Linked DNA regions of Homo sapiens: region 1 is linked to region 2. A link is an interaction called in ENCODE POLR2A ChIA-PET data of the cell type or tissue named here. Cell type or tissue: MCF 10A. All regions are shown on one strand. Each heading gives the region's core, and the rest is flanking DNA. Links, peaks and the distances in the headings are about the cores only.

Region 1 (7,402 bases), core at 708-4,707, 61 kb after region 2:
GAGACTTTGAGGAGCTGTGTGATAAATTGCTTAGCTGGTGATAGCGGCGTTAAAAAAATTTGGTTAATACTTTATTGTGGTTAGATTTGCTGTTCTTTTTTTGAGGGGTGGAGGAGGTGATCTCAGGAACGCCTACCATAGTTATTTGAGAATGTGTTAAAAAAAAGAGAATGTGTATATATAATTTTCTGTGCAGTAAGGTTTGGCAGATACTCCTTTTGGAAATGATATTTTCTGAAGGCTTTTTGTTTGTGATTTTTTGGAGGTAAATATCATACATTCCTAATATGATAGGAAAAATCAGAGTAAGAAGAAAAAAATCTAGATTTTTTGAAATTTTAAATGGGAATAGAGTACTTCAACTGTGAAGCTTTACATAAAACTCAGTGACTTTTCATTATTTTAGGTTTCAGCCCCATACTTCATTTTGCTGTGGATTGTATTCATAATTATTTTCCTCATGGCTTTTTTAGTGAGTCCTTTTAAATCTATAAGAAATGTGCAAAGATCAGATGGGAAAAACAGATAGATCTTTATCCCCTGTAGGAATTGTGCAAGCTGCAACACTTCAAGATATTGCCAATAAAAATTAGATTGTGAGTCATACATATCAAAATGAATTCTCTATGCACATTTGTTTATGAAAGGTTTAATTTTTCATTAGGGGAGTACCCATAAATGTCATTTTTAAGAATGTGGAGGGTATTTTGTCATCTTTAGGAACTTAGAAGCAGGAGGGTGTGATGGCCAGATGATCTTGGTAGTTAATAAGCTGACAGCTTCATGAAACTCCTCTTAAAGTAATTTAAAAAAAAATATGTGTTTTTTTGGAGTAAAACTCAAACCAAGTTATAGTGCCATTTTAATTTACAGGAAGAAGAGTGGGAGAGAAGAAGTCCATCAGCATTTTAGTGGAGTAAATAATGAAATTAAATGGGAAGAGAAACCATAATTATAAAAGTTACTATGAGTGTGTCAGTGAATTCTATTGTTATTTTCTGCCTCTTTATTTTCAAGAAATAGCTACTTAATTTTGATCCTTACGCTGTAATTTGTCTGCTTTTATTTCAGATAGAGTCAAGTACATCTGATAGTTTATTCATGGATTTGATTTGAATCTCTATAACTTGCTTTTGTCAAGTGCCACATTTAGATGGCTTTTGTTTTATGTCATTATTTTTATCAACAGTATTTTAAAAACTCTACAGTATAGTTTATAAAATACTACGTATAGTTTCTAAGTATTTCATATGATTGTTTTGAAATACCTCCTTCTTTTCATCCACCGTTTTCTCCTGGGCGATCCCATTGTCTTTTTCTTCAAAGAGTTTCTTGTAATCCCTGTTGATTGCGGTAGTGCTTAGTGGCGAGTCCATAGCTGATTAACCTTGGGTGTCTCCTGGTGAACTCCATCAGCATGCTGCTCCAGGGTTCTTGCTGAGGCTTTTGAGTTTAGTGTAATTTGTACCCTTTTTTGCTGGTAACCAGGGATAAGAAAATAAAATGGCCAATGGTTGTAGCGGGAACTGGGAAAAAGTATCCAAGTCTCAGAAAAACTGGGTGTTTATGATGAGATGTAGCCTTTCAAAACAACAACCAAAAACGGATTCATTACTTCATAGAATTGATTGTGGTGTTTTCTGAAGTGTTTGACTCTGGCATGAAGCATCTTGCTTTTTTAATGTTTGAATAATAATATCTTACTTATATAGTACTTTGCAGTTCATAATATATTGCATTATCTCTTTTGATCTTTCCAACAGTTCTTTGAGGTAGGAAAGGCAAGTAATAACTAAATCCTTTTTATAGATAGAGAAAGTGAGCCCAGAAAGGGTACGTGACTATTGCAAGGTCATACAAATAAAAGTGGCAGGGACTTGAGCCTAGGTCTTGTGTAGTCCTCCTTAAAGGTCCTACAGCAGACCTGGAGTCCTCTAGGGTGCCCAGTTCACAGATTTCTACTTATGTTGTTGCTGATACTTTCCCTTTTGGAAAAGCTCTATGCTAGGGTATTTTTGGATATTCTAGGGCATTTTGCAAGCTTCCTTGCAAAAAGTTTGGAGTTTGTTAGTTGGAATCATACACATTAATTTTTGTAAGTATCATTTTGCTTGAGAAAATTTCAGAGAATCTGAGAAGTAAGCAGAAAAATAAACAGTACCTGTAATCCCAACACTCAGAGATATCATGGTTAACATCTGGGTATTTATCCACTTAAGACTTTCTCTCTGTGAGCATATGTATATGTATATTCATCATAAAAAGATACAACACTGTTTTTTATTTATAATCTGCTATTTTCATGTCTATCCAGGTTAGTAAATACAGGTCTATATGATCATTTGAAACCTTACATTGTGTTTTATTAAACTAGTCCCTGTCAGATTATTCTACTTTTTTTTTTTTTTTTTTTTTTGAGACGGAGTCTTCCTCTGTTGCCCAGGCAGTAGTGCAGTGGCGCGATCTCGGCGCACTGCAAGCTCCGCCTCCCGGGTTAACACCATTCTCCTGCCTCAGCCTTCGGTGTAGCTGGGACTACAGGTGCCCGCCACTACGCCCCGCTAATTTTTTTGTACGTTTTTAGTAGAGACGGCGTTTCACCGTGTTGGTCAGGATGGTCTCGATCTCCTGACCTTGTGATTTGCCCGTCTCGGCCTCCCAAAGTGCTGAGATTACAGGCGTGAGCCACCACCGCGCCAGGCCCAGATTATTCTCCTTTTTTTGCAGTGTGTTTGCAGACATGTACCAAAGTTTGCAGATGTTTTATTTTAACTAAATATATTGATATGACAGATCTTTTTTGTGCTTTAGAAAGCAATGCAGGACCGGATGCCATGGCTCACACCTGTAATACCAGCACCTTGGGAGGCTGAGGTGGGCGGATCACGAGGTCAGGAGTTGAAGACCAGCCTGACCAAGATAGTGAAACCCCGTCTCTACTAAAAATACAAAAAATTAGCTGGGCGTGGTGGTGGGCGCCTGTAATCTCAGCTACTCAGGAGGCTGAGGCAGGAGAATCGCTTGAACCTGGGAGGCAGAGGTTGCAGCGAGATTGCGCCACCGGACTCCAGCCTGGGCTACAGTGTGAGATTCCGTCTCAAACAAAAAAAAAAAAAAAAAAAAAGAAAGCAATACAAATGTTTATTTTATTTTTGTAGAGTCAGGGGTCTCACTGTGTTGCCCAGGCTGGTCTCAAATTCCTGGCCTCAAACAGTGCTGCCTCGGTTTCCCAAAGTGTTGGGATTACAGGTGTGAGACACTGTGCCTCTGTGCTCGGTTTTTACAGGTGTGAGGTACTGTGCCACTGCACCCACTCTACAAAATTAGCTAAAATGTTGTCAGTGAAATAAATTAGTCATTCTTGGTTTGTTCATTGTCATACCTTTATTGTTTATGTTTCTGTAATATGTGAGATAAGATTATTAAATGATGGCAGATACAGGTTTTACAAAATGTAAGCAAACATTACTTCAGCATCAGAATGTTTGATAAAGTATGAAATCGATTATGAAGTAGTATTTTATAATCTATTCATACTATTCTATGAATAGTAGAATTTCAAGTAGGCAAGTATGTTTGATTTTGGAAATTATATCACAGTGACCACATATTGCAAGTTTTTGTACCTTATTTAGATGCTTATCAGTTTTTTTTGTTTTGCTGGGATTACAGGTGTGAGCCACCACGCCCAGCTGATGCTTATCAGTTTTTAACTGGCATTTTAAAACTATATTGAACATTGCCAGACGTGGTAATCCCAGCACTTTGGGAGCCAAGGTGGACAGATCACGAGGTCAGGAGTTCGAGACCAGCCTGACCAACATGGTGAAACCCTATCTCTACTAAAAATACAAAAATTAGCCGGGCGTGGTGGTGCGCACCTGTAATCTCAGCTACTCAGGAGGCTGAGGCAGGAGAATTGCTTGAACCTGGGAGGCGGAGGTTACAGAGAGCTGAGACCGTGCCACTGTACTCCAGGCTGGGCGACAGAGTGAGACTCCGTCTCAAAAACAAACAAACAAAAAATCCCCCAAAAAACAAACACTATACTGAACATTAATATAGAGAAAATGGAAATAAGACTTTACCATATTTTTAATCTCAAAACAAAGTGTTGCCATTTAAATTGGGAGGTAACATAGTTTCAAGGATCCACAATCTCTGCCTCCGGGGTTCAGGCAATTCTCCTGCCTCAGCCTCCCGAGTAGCTGGGATTACAGGCATGCGCCACTGCGCCCAGCTAATTTTTGTATTTTTAGTAGAGACAGGGTTTCACCATGTTGGCCAGGTTGGTCTCTATCTCTTGACCTCGTAATCTGCCCGCCTTGGCCTCCCAAAGTTCTGGGATTGTAGGCGTGAGCCACCGTGCCTGGCCCAGGATCTGGTTTTAGAAAGATAACATAGGCAATGAAAGCATTTTTATTTTTAGAAAAAACCTTTATGAGTTAAACCAATTAATAAATGCATATGTGAATTAAGAATGCTATTTGTGCAACATCTGAAAAGTAGTGCATGTAGAAGGAACTTGAAATTGATCGTACTCTAAATTTGATTCGTTCGACTTTGGTCTTCACCTAAATCTGTATTTATGTAACGTTTTATCATTAGGATTTCTTTGAAATAGGCAGTAGAGACAATTTTAAAGTACTTAGTTGTCTTTAACCATCAATTTCAGAAGTAGTATTAATTGCCACTGCACTTTTTGCTAGATGTTTATGACTATATTTCCCCTTCCATGTTAAAAATTGTGCAACTCCTGTTACTTTTGATTCCCTCTACTCTTGGTTTCAGTAGTGTCACATGAAAAGAAAATTCCCTAGAACCCTTCCTTCAGAGTTTTCTGGTAAGTCTTCATTCTTAGCTATGAACTTCTAAAATTCGTCAAAATGAAGAAACCACCTTTTTATTTTTCAGCTTTTCTTTAGATCAAGCAAACAAAACAAACATAAATCCTTTGAATATTAACTAATGATGGAGATATCAGTAACTCTCATAGGACTGTTGTAAACGTTCCTATTTTTGAAAACTTAATCTCTTTTTTACCTTTTTTGCTATTCACTGCTTTCAGTTTACCCGCTTTGGTTGCCGGGTTAATTTCACCAAAACACTCCTTTCATTCTGTCACTCCTATCTATAAAAACTTTGAATGGCTTTCTATCGAAAACTGGATAAAGACTTAGTTCTCAGTCTAGTATTCAAGATTTTCTATTGTCTGGCCCCATTCCACTTTGTGTGTGTGTTTTGTCTCTTCAGCTGTATAGCAAAAGCCCTTAACTTAAAGCCAGAGCTGTTAGTTTGCGTCTTTTTGTTGGCTGGTGTTCTGTTTGTACACCCCCCATTCTCCCATCCCTACCCTGTGGACACAATAGGTGTTTTTAATATACATGTGTCAGATGAACAAATTATGTTTAAGATTTGTTTCTGTCAGAGACTGGGGCCTGATACTCTTGTCTATAAGACAATCTAAATTGAAAATATTTTTAGGGTCATATCTTCGCTCTTTTTTCTTGCTGCTGCTTAGATGAACTTGAATAACATTAAATCCAGAATAATTTATCAAGGGCTGTTTTAGATTTACCTTTTACATTATTTTAAGTTATAGAGATAATAAGTGACTACACTTCTCATTGTAATGATCTAACAGTAAATAGGGTAAAAATGGAAAGACCTCATCATCTTCATTCTTAGAGGGAATCATTTTGGTGTATATCTGTGTATTCTTATTTGGGTGGGCAGGGGGAGGTGACAGCTTTATTGAGATAAAATTAACATATCCCATTACAGTTCACCTCGTTAAAGTGCACAGTCAGGTAGTTTTTGGTATATTCACAAAGTTGTGTAACCATTAACCACAATCAGTTCTAGAATATTTTTTCACCTCGAAAAGCAACCCTACATCCTTTTAGCATCATCCCCTTCCCAAACCTTACCTCACTCTTAGCCCTAGGCGACTGATAATCTATTTTGAGTCTCTGTAGACTTGCCTATTTTGGGCATTTAATATAAATGGAATAAAAATATGTCACTTTTTGTGTCTGGTCTTGTATTCATTTTTTTCTCTGCATGGGCATTTAAATGTGTATGTCTGTATAATATTTTTAATTTATTGTGTGTGTGTATGTCTAGATGAGAACAAAACTAGGCACATAGAAGGAACTTAAGTGAATGTACATGTACATAAATATCTTTTCTAAAACTGTGAGACCATACCATATGTAGCATCCTACAGTTTGCTTTTTTTTACAATAGATAGTGAAGATCTTTCCATGACATGTCCAGACAATGAGATGGTCTCATTCTTTTTAACAGTGTGTAATATTTCCTATGTATGTTTATAGAGATTTACCTCTTGAATTTATCAGTGTATATGGTTAAAAGTTCTTAACAACTTGTTTTGATGGTTTTGCTATACACTACTGGTTTTTTTAAAAAAATAATTGCCACATTTAATGTAACCTCTGTAGTATTAATGCTGGAGTTTCACTTAACAATAGGAATGAAAACATCACAGGTAAGGGTTGTATAGCTTGAGGAGAAATGGAATGCAGGGTCTTTATGCAGTTCTGGCAGTGCTCAGCCAAAGCAATTCATTTTGTATTTGGGTTTCTGAATGTGAGCAAGCCTGTTTTTAAAAAAGCTCATGGCATAGTGCTTAAAATAGAACTTAACATGCTATCTTGTGCTTTATGGTGAATTTTAAGACTTTTTCTTGCAGTCATGCAAGTCTAATCTTAAAGATTGGAAAGATTTCAGAGTAAATATTTTTTCTCATATGTTAAAATCATCATTCTGGTCTATGGGCTTCTGTAAGTTACCCAAGAAGGGGACTGAAGAGGCACAGAACTGGCTCAGAAACTGGCTTATAGTAGATTCTCAGTAATTGTTATTTATTAAAGAATTATTTATCACATTCTGTTATTTATTATATTTTTGGGTATCTGCTGTGTATGAGGTACCAGGTTATTGGTGATTTTAATATATTATCACATATGTGTGTATATTTATTTAAATATTTCTGTTATAGCGGAATGTTTACTAAAAATTATCTTTTTAAAAATTATACAAGTAATGCATCAGTTCTTACAGAGGTTTTCAAAGTCTATTTCTCAGGCCTCTGGTGGTTCCCCGAAGTTTTTCTGAGGGTTCTCCAGGTCAAAATGATTTTCCTAATAATAGGCATTATTTACGTGCTGACATTTGCAAAATCAGTGGTGGGTAAAACTGCCAGCACCTTGGCACAAATTAAGGCATTGGTACTAAATTGTACTAGTAGTTGTGTTCTTCATCACTGTGCACTTGGAATTAAAAAAAAAAATGCCAGTTAAACTTTATGTCCTTGATGAAGCAATAAAACTTACTAATTTTATTGTATCTCAATCCTTGAGTACATTTAAAAATATAT
Region 2 (4,000 bases), core at 1-4,000:
GGATGTATTATTTGCCACAAAGGACAAATGTGAAACTACCTCTTGATCAGTCACAGACTGTGGGCCTCTTGGGAGTCTGGGAGGTCACAGGTCAAGGCCTAGAGAAATGGCTGTGTCCTAGGATTAGGGACAGTGGAACTGCTTTCTCTCCTGAGGCCTCTTTGGTGTGGTCATGGGGTGCTGCTGATGTCTGCAGCCCTCTGGGCACTCTCTCAAAGCTGCCCTGTAGCTGGAACATCTATCTGCATCCCTACTCAGCGCAGAGGCAGTGAAATGGCAGCAAACAACTCCCTTCTATTTCCTGGTGGCTTGTTCTCTGGGACACGGAGAAGAGCATGGTGACTGCCAGGTTTCAGGCCTATCTAGCAGGGCAATGAGAGCTCCTGGGCACCTGAGGATTCAGAACCACTTCTTTCTTTCTTTTTAATTTTTTTTTTTTTTTTTTTTTTGAGACAAAGTCTTGCTCTGTCGCCAGGCTAGAGGGCAGTGGTGCGATCTTGGCTCATTGCAACCTCCGCTTCCCAGGTTCAAGCAATTCTCCTGCCTCAGCCTCCTGAGTAGTTGGGATTACAGACACACACAACCATGCCCAGCTAATTTTTGTATTTTTAGTAGAGACGGGGTTTCACCGTGTTGGCCGGGATTGTCTCGATCTCTTGACCTCATGATCCGCCTGCCTTGGCCTCCCAAAGTGCTGGGATTACAGGCATGAGCCACCGTGCCCGGCCCAGAACCACTTCTTAATTGAAGAGAACATCTTCCTTCTCTTTGTCTATGGGATAAAGTCCTATACCTGTAACCAAGGCCATACCCAAGGGTCCCCCAAATAGCTCAACTCAACTGGCTGATGCTCATGGGTAGCCATGACCCCTCCAGCCCATTGCCCAGCCTGTCACACGCTTCCTGCCTTTACACATGCCACTCCCTCACTTCCTATTTCTACCAGATGAACACCTGCCTGTTTATCAGTGTCTCTGAGAAAACATCCCCCTTTCCCCCCAAGAGCAAGGGCAAGGCTCTGCCTTCATTGCATCCTTAGCCCTCCAAGCTAGCTGATCTACTCTCACATCACTCCCCTGACCAGCATGTAGAAGCAATCCACACAGAAGCAGGCCTGGCATGAAGTGTGGTCCTGGGGCCCCTGTTGGGCCATCTTAACTCATTGGTTGCTTGATCATGAGGTGGGGCCCAAAGAAGTGACAGGGCTGCTGGGACTGAGGGAATTACTCAGGCAATTGATGCTGACTCTACCTTTTTGTGATCAATCTGGTCTCCTTGGTTCCAGGATTTGGAGCTCTGTGCTCCAGCAATGCAAGCTGCCTCTGAACCATTTGTCTTGTCCTCCTGCCCTAGGACTTTCCTTCTGCCTTTGACTTTAATTTTCTGCATGGATCCTGGACATGGTTCAAACTTCTGGTTCTAGTGGCCCAACTCTCTATGAAGAAGAATTCCCTGTCTCAGCCCCAGAATCTCAGGTTTTCACCCAGCTTGCTATCCTCAAGGGATAAATCAGACTCTTTCCTCTCTGCATCCCATCTTTTTGTTGTATAACTTATTTTGGGTTTTGCTTGTTTGTTTTTTGAGACAGGGTCTCGCTGTGTTGCCCATGCTGGGGTACAGTAGCATGATCACAGCTCACTGTAGGTTCAATTTTCTGGGCTTCAGTAATCCTTCTGCCTTAGCCTTCCCAGTAGCTGGGACCACAGGTGTGTGCCACCATACTCGGCTAATGTATTTTTATTTTTTGTAGAGGCAAGGTCTCACTATGTTGTCCAGGCTGGTCTTGAACTCCTGGGCTCAAGTGATCCACCTGCCTTGGCCTCCCAAAGGGCTGGGATTATAGGCATGAGTCATCATGCCTGACCTAACTTATCATTTTGTCTTCTAACTATTTGTTTTCATGACTAAGCCCCTCCCTGGACTGTGAGCTATTTAAGGGCAGAGTGGATGTCATAACATATTTCATAAATTAATGCATGAATCAATGATGATCAGTGTCTGTAGTATTACAATCACTTGTAATGCTACAGATGATATTATAGCCCTATGAATTACATAGAAAATCATTTTTATCATCCATGACTTCCATTTCAAGTCTCCCAAGAGGGAGGAAAAAGAATCTCTGCCTGTCTGGCCCCACGTGGAGTCCAAGGAATATTATAGTTCTTTTCCTTGTATTTTTCTAACGCCACTACATTTTGGGGGGCTTATCCACCTTAGTACCTACTAAGTTCAAATTTGGACTAAGTCTGTAGCTCGGTTGTGCATTTTGAACTTCATCTTAAATTGGTCATGGCCCATTGCTACTGCTTCACATTTCCTCCGTCGTGTTTTCTCTTTTATTGCTTCTATAGGTTGTGAGTTAGGATAATAAAGTCAAGATAAAATTGCTCCAAGCCATTTGCAGCTCTGGGAAGCTGGCACAGGGCTGCCAGGAGCTGGCTGGGTGCCACCAAGAGGAAAAAATATTCTTCCGTGTTGCCAGCCTTATCAGGACTCCTCACAGTTTCTTGCCAAAATTTTAGGAAAACGATGATCTACTCCCCTGCAGCTATTCTGTATGTTTCTATAGGTGGGGAGTCTTTCAACAAGGATTTTCACTAAAAATACCTCTCATGTTTTTCCCCTGGTTTAAGACTGTAACTTGAGCTCCATATTGTGAAATACTGACATTGAGATATTAATCACTGTGCATAGTTGAGGCATCATTGTCATCATCATCAGCCACTCACACTAACTGAAAGTTTATAAGCTATGGAATCCCACTCAGGACGTGCTCATGAAAGAATAATTGGAGATTATTTTTTAACTGTGAAAAATGTTCTTTTGGAGGAATGAGGAATTGGGAAAATAGGAACAGATTATAGAAAGCTGGTAGGAAATCACAATTCTATTCTTTTATTTTCTTTCTGTTTGTTTTTCCAAGATAAAGGGTCTCCTTATGGTGCCCATGCTGGCCTTGAACTGGGCTCAAGTGATCCTCCCACCTCAGCCTGCCAAAGTGCTGGGATTATAGGCATGAGCCACTCTGCCTAGCCTAAAATTTTCAATTTTTTTATGGAGGTGTGGTCTCACTATGTTGTCCAGGCTGTTCTTGAACTCCTCCCTCCTCGGCCTCCCAAAGTGTTGGGATTACAAGCATGGGCCACTGTGCCCAGCCCACACAACTCTACTCTTTTAAATATTTGCTCTACATCTGTTTGATGCCACAACAATGACTCAATTCCGACAATTCAATTTATTTATATGGGTGTGGCTTTTTTTTCTTATTCGATGGGGGAGTTTGTCTATCTGGCATAGACAGACAAGCCAAATTTCAAATTCTTGTTTAAGTGTTGAGAAGATATGGCCATAAGCATGTCTTTACTCAGTCAATCAATTGAACTTCAATCAACAGTGCCTACTGAGCACTAACTATGTGCATGCCCAGTCCTGTGTTTGGAAGGATACAGAGAATAAGGTACCATTTCTCCCTTTTCTTTATTAATTTATAGTCTAGTCAGAATTTATAGACTAGTCAGGCAGTCCTGGGCTCAAATCCCAATGCTATAACTTAGCAGCAAAGTGGAATTTTGGCAAATGATCTAATATCTCTGCACTTCTGTCTCCTCCTCTGTCAAATGGGGTGATGATAACACCTAATTCACAGGGCTGCTGTAGGAATCAAGGGAGATTGTGGGTGTATTCTGTGGGGTGTATCTATAAGTATTGGCTTTCTTCCCCTTCCCTTAGCCTTTAGCCTGGGGTAACCTCAGTGGAGAGGATTCCTAGAAGCCCTGTGTAAAAGCCTTCTTCTTAAGGCTAAGGGCAATTACCTCCATGGCCACGTGAAAATGGGCGCATAGTGGCTGGCTTTAAGTGAAGGCTGCAAACTGGCTGCCCACTGGCCAAAGCCAGAGTTAGACACTTCCAATTAGTCCTATATGATGTTAAAAAAAAAAAAAGTAATCTGCGGGCACAGTGGCTCATGCCTGTAATACCAGCACTTTGGGACGCTGAG

Evidence for each region. Peaks named below come from ENCODE experiments on the same cell type or tissue, not always from the same donor. Only the 100,000 strongest peaks of a DNase experiment are listed, where the experiment ranks them.
Region 1: POLR2A ChIA-PET joins it to region 2 with 5 read pairs; 10 of 35 experiments call an interaction of 5 or more read pairs at or near these places.

What each region holds. Positions count from the first base shown.
Region 1 is chr15:68,056,607-68,064,008 of GRCh38, forward strand. The region is part of intron 1 of PIAS1 (protein inhibitor of activated STAT 1); the gene reads left to right. Among named protein-coding and RNA genes, the nearest start is that of PIAS1, 6.0 kb to the left of the region's middle. In MCF 10A, for the core only: no CTCF peak of the experiment used is centred there; no DNase peak of the experiment used is centred there.
Region 2 is chr15:67,996,357-68,000,356 of GRCh38, forward strand. No RefSeq gene overlaps it. Among named protein-coding and RNA genes, the nearest start is that of PIAS1, 56 kb to the right of the region's middle. In MCF 10A, for the core only: no CTCF peak of the experiment used is centred there; DNase peaks (open chromatin) are centred at 1,905 and 2,485.